3 separate regions of the Homo sapiens genome follow, and all the other regions are linked to region 1. The links are chromatin loops, found by intact Hi-C in ENCODE. Cell type or tissue: heart right ventricle. All regions are shown on one strand. Each heading gives the region's core, and the rest is flanking DNA. Links, peaks and the distances in the headings are about the cores only. Region 1 has its middle 35 kb from the start of METTL9. Region 2 holds the start of LOC124903662 (a long non-coding RNA gene). Region 3 overlaps LDAF1 (lipid droplet assembly factor 1).

Region 1 (5,114 bases), core at 823-3,322:
GCCCATTAGCGTCCACCTGGGGACTTTTTCTGTGCTACTGGAACAAAAGTGCATGTTTCCTCACCATCTTGGGCTGTTAGCCCTATGTGAACATGGAGGTATCTTGCTGCCATGCGATGAAAAGCTTATACACAACGCAGAGGGTAAGTCAGAGAAACTAGTTAATGACATAATTTGAGATCCAAATCTGCCTGACTTTTCAGCTACAGAAGCCAATAAATTCCCTTTTTTTTCTTTTTTTCTTTTTTTTTGAGACAGAGTCTCACTGTCGCCCAGGCTGGAGTACAGTGGCGTGATCTTGGCTCACTGCAACTTCCACCTCCCGGGTTCAAGTGATTCTTCTGCCTCAGCCTCCAGAGTAGCTGGGACTACAGGCGTGCACTACCATGCCTGGCTAATTTTTTGTATTTATAGTACAGGCAGGGTTTCACCGTGTTGCCCGGGCTGGTTTAGAACTTCTGACCTTAGGTGATCCACCCGCCTCGGCCTCCCAAAATGCTGGGATTATAGGCATGAGCCACTGTTCCCAGCCCGAATTCCTTTTTTATTTAAGCTAACCTGCATTGAATTTCTGTCACTTGTAGCCAAAGTGGTTTGAATAATGCACCTTTCCAATTGGCACTTGTGCCCAAATTACCATAAACTGGCTGTCTCTGACCACTCTAGGGAAAGGATTCAGTGATTTCTAATTGACCACTACCAGTGAAGACATGGGAGGTTTGAAATAGCTGAGCCCAGATTCTGAGAACGACAGGACAAGGTCATGATTGTACTTTTGAACTTGATGTTGGAGGTGTTCACAAGCATGACGCCTCTCCTGGACTTTGTTTACTGATAGGAACCACAAGATAGACGAGACAGCAGAATTAGGCCAACAATGGGTGCAAGGTGCCAAAAAGGTAATAGAAACCCAAGTTCCACTTTGAAGCAGCATAAATCAGACATTTCTCAAACATTAAAAACGGAAGTGGCCTGATCAAGACCTTTAAACGGAGTAAAAAGCCACGAAGCCAAGGCCTTGAGCAGCTAGTCAGAGAATTATTGCAATATGTGCTCAGAGACACAGGGTTTCATGAAAAGCCCAGTCTCTGCCTGGCTGCAGCACCTCTGTGCTTTTTGTCCCAGCATTTGCTTAGCAGCAGAACCTCATTATCCTTCAGTGTTCTGTAGTTATAACAGATTCCAGCTTCAGGGGGAAAAAAATGGATTCCAGCTGCCAGGGGTTCTCTCTGGGAGATTTTCTATCTCTGAGACGAAATTGTCTTTTTCTCCCTTTTTTCATGGTGAGAGGGGCATGGAGTACACCTCTGATAATCTGCAGAGGCAAAGCCTTGCATGAGCATGCTGACAACCCTGCAGAGAGAAAGCCTTAGGCTGGAAGTTCAAGGGCAGCCAGGAGAATGAACATTTCGATGAATAAAGCAATTTGATAACTACCATGTTGTGGTCTAAGACCCACCACTTACAGGCTTACATGGTGATTACTGAAGCTGCAACTATTTTAATGGCTTCATCTACTTTAAAGTACTGGTGATTTTTCTACTACTTCATTTAATTGCTTGATGTTTCTTGGAAGAGTTCTTCGGTCTTTCTGCTAAAATGTTATCCCAAGCTAGGAGAGATGCCATGATTTCAGAGAATTTCTTTTCCTCTATAATATTATATATTTTCCTCTGGGTTATCAATGAACCTACTGACTACTTTGAGTATTATGCCTTTAGGATGTCTTCACCTCTCATTTCCTTAACATTTTTAAATGAATCTCTGATAGAAAAATGAATCTGAAGCCTTGCTTATGCTTTGATTCATTCAACAAATATTTATTGCACACTTACTGTTTTAGATGCCTGGGATACAGAGTAAATAAATCAACAATGATCCTTGCCTTCAACAAAGCTTACATTCTGGTGGAGGCAAAGAGATAATACATAAATAAATTTAATATCATCTTTTGTAATAATAACCATTACACCTCTGCTTATGAAAAAAATTGCATTCAATTTTTGCTCACAATCTTCTTTTTTTTTTTTTTTTTTTTGAGACAGAGTCTCACTCTGCCACCTAGGCTGGAGTGCAGTGGCATAATCATACTTCACTGCAACCTCTGCCTCCTGGGCTCAAGTGACCCTCCTGCATCAGCCCCACAAGTAGCTGGGACTACAGATGCATGCCACAATGCCCAGCTAATTTTTCTATTTTTTGTAGAGATGGGATTTTGCCATGTTTCCCAGGCTGGTCTTGAACTCCTAGGCTCAAATGATCTGCCTACCTCGGCCTCCCAAAGTGCTGGGATTACAGGCACTGAGCCACTATGCTCAACTAATCTTCTGTTCCCTTCCTTCCTTCCTTTTCCTTCCTTCCTTCCTCTCTCTCTCTTCCTTCCTTCCTCTCTCTCTTCCTTCCTTCCCTTCCTTCCCTTCCCCTCTTCCTTTCTCTCTCTCTCTTTTCTTTCTTTTTTCTGACAGAGTCTTGCTCTGTCACTCAGGCTGGAGTGCAGTGGCACAATCTTGGCTCACTGCAACCTCCACCTCCTGGGTTCAAGTGATTCTCTTACCTCAGCCTCCTGAGTAGTTGGTATTACAGGCACACACCACCACAGCCAGCTACTTTTTTTTTTTTGTATTTTTAGTAGAGACGGGGTCTTGCTATGATGCCCAGGCTGGTCTCAAACTCCTAGACTCAAGTGATCTGCCTGCCTCAGCCTTCTAAGGTGCTGGGATTACAGGCATGAGCCACTGCACCCAGCCTAATCTTCTATTCTCAAAAGAAGAAAGTATCCACCCGCAGGTAACAGAATTCTAAAATATTACTGTCTGGACCCTTTTACTTCATTTTCCTAGCTTATACCTGCCAAATTATTGGTAAATTCAGCTCTGTGAGGTGAAGAGGGCCATATAAATGATCATACTCTCACCTTGAATCCTATCTTTAGGATCTTCTACATCACGAGACTAAAGCAAAGTCTGACTCCTTTCCACTCTTCTGCTATCAACATCAGCTCAAAAATACATAAAATTAATAAGGTTGCTTCCTGATGGCATCAGTGAAATAACTTTATGGTCATTCATATAAAAACAGACAACCCTGGCCCAGCGCAGTGGTCCATACCTGTAATCCCAACACTTTGGGAGGCTGAGGCAGGTGGATCACTTGAGGCCAAGAGTTTCAGACCAGCCTGGTAAACATGGCAAGACTGACCCTATCTCTATTTAAAAAAAGAGAAATACAGAGAATCCTTTCAAGATCACCAAGTCAGTATCAATGAGCACCTCTGCAGAAAAAACAGGAGCTCAGAATGGACAAGGCCAGAGAAACCTCAGTAAGGTGAATGTGTCCGTATAGTTTCTTTCGAATTCGTGAAAAGAAAACTTGAGTCCCTATAAACTGTTGCTACTTCAAGAATAGAGAGGGAATTTCTCCTTTCTGGGCTCAGCCTGACATGTCCCTTTTAAGAATAATGGTGTGAGATGCATCGAAGGCTTACTATTTGCCTGGCTCTATGTCTTAGCTTGGGCTGCCATAACAAAATATCATAGTACAGGTTGGGTAGCTATTTATATATTTATTTATTAAGAGGGCCTTGCTCTGTCACCCAGGCTAGAGTGCAGTAGACCAATCATAGCTCACTGTAGCCTCAATCTCCCAGACTCAAGTGAGCCTTCCATCTCAGCCTCCCAAACAGCTAGGACTACAAGAACACACCACCAAGCCCAGCTAATTTTTTTAAACTTTTTTTTGTAGAAACAAGGTCTCACCGTTGCCCAGGCGGGTCTTGAACTCTGGGCTTCAGCCTCCTCCCACCTTGGCCTTCCAAACCGCCAGGATTATATTGTGAGCCCCAAGACCCGGCCTAGGTGGCTTAAACAACAGACATTTATTTCTCACAGTTATGAAGGCTGGGAAGTCTGAGATCAGGGTGCCAGCATGGTTGGATTCTAGTGAAGACTGTCTACCTGGCTTGTAGACAGGAAACTAGCTTCTTGTATGGGAGAGAGAAAAGGAGGGAAGAGGATAAGGGAGAGGGAGGGAGAAGGAGGGAGAGGGAGAAGGAAGGGGAATGGGGGGAGAAAGAGAGAGAAAGGGAGCTCTCTCATGTCTCTTCTTTTTTTTTTTTTTGAGACAGAGTCTCGCTCTGTCCCTCAGGCTGGAGTGCAGTGGTGCGATCTCAGCTCACTGCAACCTCCACCTCCCGGGTTCAAGATATTCTCCTGCCTCAGCCTGCTGAGTAGCTGGGACTACAGGCACACCCCACCACGCCCAGATAATTTTTGTACTTTTAGTAGATACAGGGTTTCACCATGTTGGCCAGGATGGTCTCCATCTCCTGACCTTGTGACCCACCCGCCTCAGCCTTCCAAAGCACTGGGATTACAGGCATGAGCCACTGTGCTCAGCCTCATGTCTCTTCTTATGAGGACACTAATCCCATCATGCAGGCCCACCCTCATCACCTCAACTAAACCTAATCACCTCCAAAGGCCTCATCTCAAAACAGCATCTCTTTAGGGTTTAAGGCTTCAACATATGAATTTGGGGAAGACAAAATTTAATCCATAGCACCCTGTTGGAACATTTCCCTCATTGCTACTAATTTCACAACACCCCTGAAGAAGACACTGAGGCTTAGACAGGTTAATTAAATTGGCCAAAGTTACACAGCTAGTGAGTTTGGAGCTGAGGATTTTTTACTTAGATATGAACTAAAAATCTCTTCAAGATAAAATGGTGGCAGTGCGCGGTGGCTCATGCCTGTAATCCCAGCACTTTGGGAGGCCAAGGCAGGCATATTACTTGAGGTCGGGAGTTTGAGACCAGCCTGGCCAACATGGTGAAACTCTGTCTCTACTAAAAGTACAAAAAAAAAAAAATTAGCTGGGCATTAAGGCTCATGCATGTAGTCCCAGCTACTTGGGAGGCTGAGGCAGGAGAATCACTTGAACCCAGGAGGCAGAGGCTGCAGCGAGCTGAGATCACACCACTGCACTCCAGCCTGGGTGAAACAGCGAGACTCTGTCTCAAAAATAAAATAAAATAAAAATAAATAAAATGGTGTCTCTAATACAAATTTATCAGAAGGAAAAACCTCAGTTTCTAAGAAGATGGTCATATGCTTT
Region 2 (5,114 bases), core at 1,115-3,614, 62 kb after region 1:
AGTTGCTCAAGCAATTTCTAACTTGTCTAATTTTAAAAATTTTTAAATTTTTATACAAAATTAGCCGGGCATGGTGGCATGTGTCTGTAATCTTAGCTACTTGGGAGGCTGAGGCAGGAGACTCACTTGAACCTGGAAGGCAGAGGTTGCAGTGAGCTGAAATCACACCATTGCACTCCAGCCTGGGCCACAAGAGTGAAACTCCGTCTGAAAAAAAAAATTTAATATTTTTTTTGTAGAGATGGGGGTCTCACTATGTTGCTCAGGCTGGCCTATAACTCCCAGGCTCAAGGATCTTCCAGTCTCAGCCTCCCATCACTGGAATTACAGGCATGAATCACTTCATCTAAATGATTTTTTTTTTTTTTTTTGAGACAGTCTTGCTCTGTCACCCAGGCCGGAGTTCAGTGGCACGATCTCGGCTCACTACAACCTCTGGCTCCTGGGTTCAAGCAATCCTCATGCCTCAGCTTCCCCAAATAGCTGGGACTACAGGCGTGCGCCACCATGCCTGGTTAATTTTTGTATTTTTTTGTAGAGACGGGGTTTCACCATATTTGTCAGGCTGGTCTCTTGACCTCAAGTGATCCACCCACCTCGGCCTCCCAAAGTGCTGGGATTACAGGAGTCAGCCATCCATGGTGCCCCGCGTTTTCTCTTTCTTCTTCTCCCTCCCTCCCTACCCTCCGCAGCCCAGCCTGGAGTGCAGTGGCAGGATCATAGGTCACTGCAGCCTCCACCCGCTGGACTCAAGTCATCCTCCTGCCTCACCCTCCTGAGTTCCTGGGACCACAGGCACGCGCTACCACGCCGGGTAATTTTTGTAATTTTTGTAGTCCCCATCATTTAGAACTGGCAAGATCCTCCCTTAGTGAGGGATTGGTGGCCATAAGCAAGGAGCCCAAGGTGGAGGGGATATGCATGTGTGTGGAGGTGTCAACTCCTCGTAATCTTCAAGTACTTTTGGTAACAATTTTTAATTGCACAAGCGATATATAAAGACGTTTTCTTTGCAACATAAAATGATAGGTTAAGACTCCTTATGCAGATAAGGTTTAGGCACTTGTTTAAGGAGCATCCTGGCCCACCTTTTAAAAAATGTGTATGCATTCACGTTATGCATCAGATGCTTTAGGGAATTTTTTTCCCTGGGGCATGGGGCATGTCATGGGGTAGACAGTCAGGTACGTCTCCTCTACCCAGCTGATTCTCTTTTTTTTTGGAGATGGAGTCTTGCTCTGTCGCCCAGGCTGGAGTGCAGTGGAGCGATCTCTGCTCACTGGGAGCTCCGCCTCCCGGGTTTACGCTATTCTCCTGCCTCAGCCTCCGGAGTAGCTGGGACTACAGGCGCCCGCCACCACGCCCGGCTAATTTTTTGTATTTTTAGTAGAGACGGGGTTTCACTGTGTTAGCCAGGATGGTCTCGATCTCCTGACCTCGAGATCTGCCCGCCTCGGCCTCCCAAAGTGCTGGGATTACAGGTGTGATCCACCGCGCCCGGCCTTCTCTCTTTCTTTTCTCCTTTTCTTTCCTTTCCTCCCTCCTTTCCTTCCTTCCTCCCTCCCTCCTTCCCTCCCTCCCTCGTTTCCTTCCTTCCTTCCTTTTTCTTCCCTCCCTGCTTTCTCTCTCTCTCTCTCTTATATTTTTTTGAGACAGAGTTTCACTCTTGTTCTCCAGGCTGGACTGCAATGGTCTGATCTTGGCTCACTGCAACCTCGGCCTATTGGGTTCAAGCGATTCCCCTGCCTCAGCCTCCCAAGTAGCTGGGATTACAGGCGCCCTCCACCATGCCCGGCTAATTTTTGTATTTTTAGTAGAGGCGGGGTTTCTCCATGTTGGCCAGGCTGGTCTGGAACTCCTCACCTCAGATGATCCGCCCACCTCGGCCTCCCAAAGTGCTGGGATTACAGGCGTGACCCACCGCGCCTAGCCCCCAGCTTCTTTCACCAGCAGAAGGCGGGCAAGCCTCAGGGTGAGAGGACTTCAAAGCACATTTCACATTGCAGAGGACAGGGTTTGGTGGTCGTGGGTACTCCCTTCCCTTCCATCGTTTAGTTTTTTTCATTGGGAAGAAATGGTAAAAGGTGCTAGGACTCGATGGGCACATTTCAGGTGGAGGTTGGGAAGGTGGATATCCACCTGTCGATCTGACTATTTTCACTTTCCACCCCGCCCCGTAGAAAGTGGGAAAACTGGCACACGTGAATCCAAGGGCGCGCCTGTGTGCGCGCGCACCCCAGGGCAACAGCCCGCCCCCCCCCCCCCCCCCCACCGCAGGTCCTTGATTGGACGCCTGTTTACACCTGACTGCCTGGCCCTCCGGTGCTTTCCGGGAAGCATTTGGGAGAAAAGTGTGTGGCCGCAGTAGTGGAGATCCCGTCTTAGGATTCGTCACCGCTACGCCCAGACCTCTTCGCCGTCCAAGAGCCTGGGGCCGTGGGGGGCGGGGCGGCCTGCTATCGGCCCCGCCCCGCCGACAGGACCCGCCTCTCTCCGCAGGCACGGCGGGGCCGACCCCGCCTCTCGCTCCCAGCATGCCGTGCGACAGCGGCGGCGCGGCGAGCGGAGCCGGGAGGCGGGGAAGCAGTGGCCGTGTGAGCGTGAGGAGCTGCCGCCACCGCCTGTTCCTCGTCGTCCTCCTCCTCGGGGGCCCCGGCGACGTGGGCCGCGCAGGGCCCTGGAAGAGACGTCGCCTCCCCTTCATCCGCCTCTCTCTCACCGCGCCGCTCCCGCCTCCTCGTCCTGTGCTGCGGGCTCAGGCGGAACCCGAAACGGTCGTCCTCTTCCCCCGCCCGCCGCCGCCTCCTCCTCCTCCTCCTTCTCGGCTTCCTTCTCAGCCCCGGGCCGGAGCGGGGTGTTGGCGGCGGCCGGTTCGGGTGGCGACTCGCGCTTCTCTGGGCGGCGGCGCTTGGCCATATCGTGTCGGGGAAGGTAATGAGCCGCAGAGCCCCGGGGTCTCGGCTGAGCGGCGGCGGCGGCGGCGGCGGCGGCGGCGGCACCAACGGCACCAACTATTCGCGGAGCTGGAATGACTGGCAACCCAGGTGGGTGACCGGCCCGGGACCCCGCCCCGACCTCCCGGGCTCCGCCTCGGGCGGGCGGAGGCCTAGGGCCGCGGGGCTGGGAGGCGCGGCCTAGGCCCTCCACCCCCGGGAGCCGGGCGCGGCTTCCTGGGTCTCCTCCGCCCCGGCTGGGGGAGGAAGGCCGCGGGGAGGCGAGGCCTAAGTGCCTCTCCCCTCCCTGCTTGTTCAGCCCGGGGCTGAAGCCGAGACCCGGGGCTCCCGGCGGTGGCACTGGCCTAGGGTCGGGACCAGGAGGTGAGAAAGAGGCGGGGGTGGGGGGGCGGGGGGCATTCCACTTACCGCTTCCCCCTGACCCCGAGTTGGGAGATTCTGAGAGTACAGGACCCTCCCTGTTACTCATTCACTTTCTCGGTTCCCCAGTCTTTCAGCCGCCACGTGAGAGCTCTTCTAACCTCTGTTCCTTTCTGTGACCCCCACGTGGTAATATTGAAAAAACCAAAACAAAACTCCAGCTAAGGCATTGCTCTGACTTTAGGCAGAACATTCATTAGTGGAGCGTGAGATGAGATTGTGTGACTGTTGATGGGATCGACCTACTCTGGTCTTGGGCGATGGAAGTTTTCCCTAAGTGCAAGGCCGGTTACTCTGGTGAATCGTAATTCATACCTGGACACTTGAGTGAACTCTGGGCACCCACTTAGAAGTCTAGAGAATTTCCTCTTTTATGGAGGATTTGATGTCAGACCGTTTTGGGGCTTAGTTAGATTTGAATATATTAGGAACATTAACTTTTTAAATAAATGTAATTTCCTGTCTTTTTGATCAATGGGGGGAGGGCAGCTGTGCCTAATTTAGGATTGATTTATTCTAACCTCTCTTACTAAATAAATGCTTGTATTCAGAGTCTGTTTGGAATTTAACCCAATGCTTAGAACTCCTTAAATATACAGAAATATATTTTAGGGGTAATTGATTCATGGAACTCTCCTACTTTGGAGCACAATTGTATTATAATTGTCCGGAAACTGGCCAGATAATGTAGAACGCACAAGTTGTTGAGAAGCCCTTTTGTTTCCTGATAGTTACATGTAATTCCAGCAGTATTTGGAAATAATTTGCTAAGATGTTAGAATGTAACATTTGAAGACTCGTTAGAAAAATCAATAAAATTATCTTTGGCTAATGGGTAGTACACATCTTAGTCTGTTTAATATGCCTTTCCAAAAAAAACTGTGTCTGTTGAGAATTGGTGTATATAACTAGATGACTTTAATAATTAGTGCCTGAGTCTAGAATTGAGATGTTTAGTCGTAAAAAAAAATATTGTTCGATAAACAGCGTTGACTTGTCTTGTACCACTTAAGAGTTTGTGAGTGCTTTAAATAAAATTAGTTGATTAAGTATTTTTTTTCCTATGATTGACATGCTTAGTTTTGCCTTTTTATTGAAATGTGTGAAATTTGATTTTCTGGCATCTAACAAATTAGGTGGTAAATGAATGACAATGGATTTTCTATTATTTTTCAGTATTGTGATCAGTATAAGTATATAAGAGAATTTAGTAACCTTTTAGAAGAATAAAGTGCCCTTCCCAAATAGTCCTACAGCTTTTGGAAAAGTGTAAATTGTAGTTTGTAGTTCTAAATAAATAGAGAAGAGTCGCAGCCACGTGCTAGGGCCAGCTGACTTCATTGCTGACAGGTATGAAGCCAAATGGCTTATGTAGTTATGGAATATGTACATGAGCTATTAATAAATATTATCCATGTTGTTTCTTTCAAGTGCTTTATTTCTTGGCTCTGGGGAGGGGCGATGGGGGAAGGGAGGAGCTTACAAGAAAGCTTGCAAGGTTTCTTTGAAGCTGTGCTTTTTGTAGGAAAGTTTCAGGATGTAACGCCTTGGTAGACGATACTGTGATACATTTGGTTACAGGCAATAACAGTTTGTTAGGATGTTGGAAAAATTTGATTTTCTCCTGTTGTAGAGGGAACAGGGAAGTGTGGACATACCCCATAGCATAACTTGATTTGTTGCTAAGATTGTCATAGCTGATTTGTTAGTCAATAAAAATACCTGGGGTGTTTGCCAAGT
Region 3 (5,114 bases), core at 1,385-3,884, 400 kb after region 1:
GTGGTCAAGTCCAGGCTGATGGCAGAGAGGGAAGAGAAGGGGGAGGGGTAGATGGGTATGAAAGTGGAATGACAAAAGAAGGAATACACAGGACTTAGGGACTGTATGGCACAGGGATATAAAAGGAAACAGGCAAGACTGTTCCACTTCAGTCCTTAAGGAATCCACCTTTTTCTTAGCCTTTTGTTTTTTTGAGATGGAATCTCACTCTATTGCCCAGGCTAGAGTGCAATGGCATGATCTCGGCTCACTGCAACTTCCGCTTCCCAGGTTCAGGCGATTTCCAGCTAATATTTATATTTTTTAGTAGAGATGGGGTTTCACCATGTTGGCCAGGCTAGTCTCGAACTCCTGACCTCAAGTGATCTGCCCGCCTCGGCCTCCCGAAGTGCTAGGATTATAAGCATCAGCCACCATGCCCCGCCATTCTTAGTCTTTTCCGAGTCTGGGCTCTATAATCAAAGAGAAAGTCATTTAGATATGCAAAGAGACCAAGATTCAGATGATTAAACCCAGAAATTGTCTTCTCCCAGGAAGTACAGCTGAGCTCCAGCCAGTCTGTCCCAGGAGGGGAGGACACGATTCAACCACACCTAATAATAACAGAGAACATTCATTAAACACTCAGGTGCTGGGCACTGCTTTAAGCACCTCTCGTATTATTTCCTCATTTATTTCTTCCTACAATGCTACGAGGTAGGTAAAAAAGAACGACCTAACACTATTTAAACTCAGGGGGGTAGAACGTAGCAATTAACATTTCATTCTCATGGCAACAGAGGGGGATGCAATGGAAAGATGGAAAGTGGGAGAGGTTATTATTCAGTAACATGCACTGTGATTTTCCATCACCAGCCTGGAGGTAGACACAGGTTACCCAATCTAGGCTCTGTAAGCACAGTGCAGCACTGCAGAGCCCAGGAAGGCCAGGCTGAGACAGACTGACAACATTATGCGCCACCCTCTGTGCTAAAGCTTCAAACAGCATCTCAGATAATCTTCATAACAAACCTCTGAGCCTGACATTGCTCATTTTAGAAAAGAGGAGATGGCAGCTGGGCATGGTGGCTCACTTCTGTAATCCCAGCACTTCAGGAGGCCAAGGCAGGAGGACTGCTTGAGGCCAAGAGTTTGAGACCAGCCTGGGCAACACAGTGAAAGATGCTGTCTCTCCAAAAAATAAAATAAAACATTAGCTGAGTATGCTGGTGTGCACCTGTAGTCCCAGCTACTCAGGAGGCTGAGGCTGGAGGTGTTGCTTGAGACCAGAAGTTCGAGGCTACAGTAAGCCATGATCACACCACTATACTCCAGCCTGGAAGACAGAGTGAGACTCTGTCTCAATAAAAAATAAATAAAAAATTTTAAAAAAGGAGATGGAAATTCAGTGAGCCTAAGTGACTTGCCCAAGGTCAGACAAAGGCGGTTGGCTTCTAAACTAGGGACAAAGTGGCCAGTATTTGAGAACATGAAGACTGAAACTTGGATGATTCAGGAGCCAGGCAAATTCCCTGGTATCAGAATGCAAAAAACAATCAATGATTCATTATCTCTTCCTAACAGGAGAAAGACGAAGGGTCAGGACCATTTACAACCACTGGTGGCCAGGTGCGGTGGCTCACGCCTATAATCCCAGCACTTTGGGAGGCCGAAGTGGGTGGATTGCCTGAGGTCAGGAGTTGGAGATCAGCGTGGCCAAAATGGTGAGAAACCCCGTCTCTACTAAAAATACAAAAACAAACAAACAAAAAAGGCAGGTGAACGTGACTATTAACTAAGTTCAGACAGGGCCAGGGTGAATGCCTAGTGCAGTGCTTGGCATACAGTCAGTGCCAAGAAATATGCAGTCAATCCTTATTACTCATGATTCCATATTTGTAAATTTGCCTCCTCACTGAAATTTATTTGTAACCTCAAAATGAATACTGGCAGTGCTTTTTGTTTTGTTTTGTTTTGTCTGAGATAGAGTCTTGCTCTGTCACCCAGGCTGGAGTACAGTGGTGTGATCTTGGCTCCCTTCAACCTTCACCTCCTGGGTTCAAGCGATTCTCGTGCCTCAGCCTCCCAAGAGGCTAGGATTACAGGCGCACACCACCACACCCAGCTAATTTTTGTATTTTTCGTAGAGAAGGGGTTTCATCATGTTGGCCAGGCTGGTCTTGAACTTCTGGCTCAAGGGATCCACCCGCCTCGGCCTCCCAAAGTACTAGGATTACAGGTGTGAGCTACCACGCCTGGCCTGCAGTGCTTTTGAGGTCATTAGTGGACACGTCCACAACAGCAAAAAGTGGAGTCACCTGCCACGTACATTCCCAGCTGAGGTCAAGCAAGGTGACACCGAGCCTTCCTGTTTCATCCTTTAAACAAGTGTCACTGTGGTCTATTTAGTGCCACGTTTATGCTTTAGTTTGGTGATTTTACTGTTGAAAATGGTCCCCAAGTGTAGTGCTGAAGTGTTCTCTAGCGTTCCTAACCATGAGAAGGCTGTGATGTGCCTTATGCAGAAAATACATGTGTGTGATTAGCTTTGTTTAAGACATGAGTCATAGTACTGTTGTTGGCCCTGAGTTCAACGTTAATGATCAACAATATATATTAACATGTCTTTAAACAGAAATACACATAAAACGAGGTTATGTACTGATCAGCTGACAAAAATGTTGTGAACAGGAGGCTCACAGCAACTGAATCCTGTATTTCCCCTAGGAGCGATGGTTTGGTATGTGCTAATTCAGTGTCTGCAGTAACTTTATAGAACGTAACTACCATGGTTAATGAGAATCAGCTGTAAATGTGGAACAGGCAGGAGGACCCTTCTTACTGAGCTAACTTTTAATAACAAGAGTCCCCGCCAGCTGGCGAGAAAGCTGCTTGTCCAATTTAAAAATAGCTTGGTAAATCCACAAAGAGTGCCAAATAAATTCTGGAGCAAGTCCAGAATTTATTGTTGTAGATTGCAAACAAGCATCTCTTCGAGTAGACCCGCTGTGCTATCCAATACAAAAAAAAATACACCACAAAATAGTTCATTTTGTTACATATACATATGTATTTTTATAGGTATATTGCATAGAAAAAAGGTCTAGAATGACATACAAAATGTTAACAGTATTATCTCTGAAAGCTGTTTTCTTTTCCCTGACAAAATGCTGAAAGACATATAGAAGAAAGCAATAAGGATAAATATGCAAGAAAACATAACGCTATCTGAAGTCTCATTGCCACTGAGTGGCCACTGAATACCTAAAAAGTGGCTAACTCGAATTGAAATGTGCTAGAAGTGTAAAATATGCGCACGGGGGGTTTTGAAGAGGGAGTTCAAAAAAGAAGGTACAATGTTTCAAGAATCTTTTTTCATTAATAATTTTGTATAAATGATTACATGTTGAAATATTTTTGATATCTTAGGTTGAATAAAAACATTATTAAAAATAATTTTTTTTTTTTGGAGACGGAATCTCGCTCTGTCGCCCAGGCTGGAGTGCGGTGGCACAATCTCAGCTCACTGCAACCTCCGCCTCCTGGGTTCAAGTGATTCTCCTGCCTCAGCCTCCCGAGTAGCTGGGACTACAGGCCTTACCACCACACCTGCTCATTTTGGTAATTTTAGTAGAGATGGGGTTTTACCATGTTCGCCAGGCTGATCTCGAACTTCTGATCTCAAGTGATCCACCCACCTCAGCCTCCCAAAGTGCTAGGATCACAGGCGGGAGCCACTATGCCCAGCCAAAATTAATTTTACCTATTTCTTTTTACTTCTTACATGTGGCTACTAGAAAAATTCTAAATTACATACGTGACTCACATCATATTTCTATCGGACCTGGATTCCTAGTGGAACAATGAACTCAAATCTTGAAGTAGGCTTTTGTCTCTCATTTTCAGGGTAACAGATAGGGCAAAATTCACAACAAAACCAAACAAAACCAAAAAAAGGATGATATCTGTTGCACAGACTTCTTTATCCAGCTAAAGAATTGCATTTGCCATTAGTGGCAAATGACTCAATGTTGGCTTAAGGGATGTAATTGGAAGTATTGTGTGCGACTCCCAGAAGTCTCCTTAAATTGTAGGTGGCTTGCACTTCTCTCTTCCCCCCTCCTCAAATCCTGTTGCCTGAAAGATGGATACAATGGCTGATGCTCTTGCAGTCATCTCAGACAAGGAGTTTGAAGGTCACAGCATAGACATGGCAGGGCGGTAAGCCAGAAAGATTCTTGACTTACCTCCAAATTCCTTCTACTGGAGAAAGAAATAACTTTCTATCTTGTTTATGCTAGTGTTATATTGGGATTTTCCATTATACATAGTGATTGGAAACTGACCTTTGAGTTATTCTGGAAGGAGTCTATCAGCAGAGACAGCTTCTTCTGCAGTTCCTGCAAGTCCCTTGAGATACTCTGGGGCTCCTCTTTTGCCATTCTGAAGCTCACTTCAATCTCTTTAGGGATGAATTATCCTACCAGTAAATTCTCCAGTGCAGCCCGCGGTCCAATCTCTCATGTCGCTCTGTCTCTTGCTGTTACCAGAGGAAACAAAAGCCGTTAGTGGTCTTCATCCATCTGGTTCGACGAGAGCTTCTACCATCCTCATACCTTGATGGTGGGCATGCAGACGGAGGGTAACCTGGCAATATTCACAACAATTTCAGATTGCACACACTTCAATCCAGGAATTTATATTCCAGGAACATGATGGAAATAATCCAACAGGTATCTCAAAATGTACTAAAAGGCTGTGCATTGCATCCCTGTTTATAACATATAATGACTAGCAAAACATTGGAAAGTAGCTAACTGTATTTCCATTAGGAGAAAATTGGTTAAATAATGATAAATTCAGTCATTAAAATGATAGTGTGACTGTTTAGTGATGTGAAAAGATGTGTATGATACTTTTAAAAAAAGATGATAAAATGTTAATAGTATTATCTCTGACAGCTTATGTTTATTTTTTAGCTTGACAAAATGCTGAAAATATACAGAAAGCAAGAAAGCTGAACACACTATTTCAAATCTCATTGCCTTTTATTCTCCCTAGAAAGCTTTCCTTGTACAACAGTAGCCTTGACCTGTTTCTCTTCTTTATTACTGTACAGGTTGGCTCCCAATTCC

What was found. Peaks named below come from ENCODE experiments on the same cell type or tissue, not always from the same donor. Only the 100,000 strongest peaks of a DNase experiment are listed, where the experiment ranks them.
Region 2: a loop joins it to region 1, with 7 times the contacts of the local background. A loop is called at or near these places in 13 of 110 quality-filtered maps.
Region 3: a loop joins it to region 1, with 3 times the contacts of the local background. A loop is called at or near these places in 33 of 110 quality-filtered maps.

The regions. Positions count from the first base shown.
Region 1 is chr16:21,561,865-21,566,978 of GRCh38, reverse strand. No RefSeq gene overlaps it. Among named protein-coding and RNA genes, the nearest start is that of METTL9, 35 kb to the left of the region's middle. In heart right ventricle, for the core only: no CTCF peak of the experiment used is centred there; no DNase peak of the experiment used is centred there.
Region 2 is chr16:21,499,707-21,504,820 of GRCh38, reverse strand. LOC124903662 (a long non-coding RNA gene) reads right to left here and starts at 2,510. Exons shown (of 2, transcript XR_007065024.1): 1 at 2,304-2,510. It also overlaps the pseudogene SMG1P3. RefSeq lists enhancers at 1,806-2,322, 2,323-2,838, 2,839-3,355 and silencers at 2,311-2,660, 2,681-2,730, 2,841-2,890, 2,981-3,290. In heart right ventricle, for the core only: a CTCF peak has its summit at 2,638; DNase peaks (open chromatin) are centred at 2,410 and 3,100; H3K4me3 peaks cover 1,692 bases; H3K27ac peaks cover 2,204 bases.
Region 3 is chr16:21,160,490-21,165,603 of GRCh38, reverse strand. It overlaps LDAF1 (lipid droplet assembly factor 1), which reads right to left. Exons shown (of 5, transcript NM_001301771.2): 2 at 4,326-4,519. The coding sequence starts at 4,421. Among named protein-coding and RNA genes, the nearest start is that of LDAF1, 4.4 kb to the right of the region's middle. In heart right ventricle, for the core only: no CTCF peak of the experiment used is centred there; a DNase peak (open chromatin) is centred at 2,853; H3K4me3 peaks cover 1,296 bases; H3K27ac peaks cover 2,500 bases.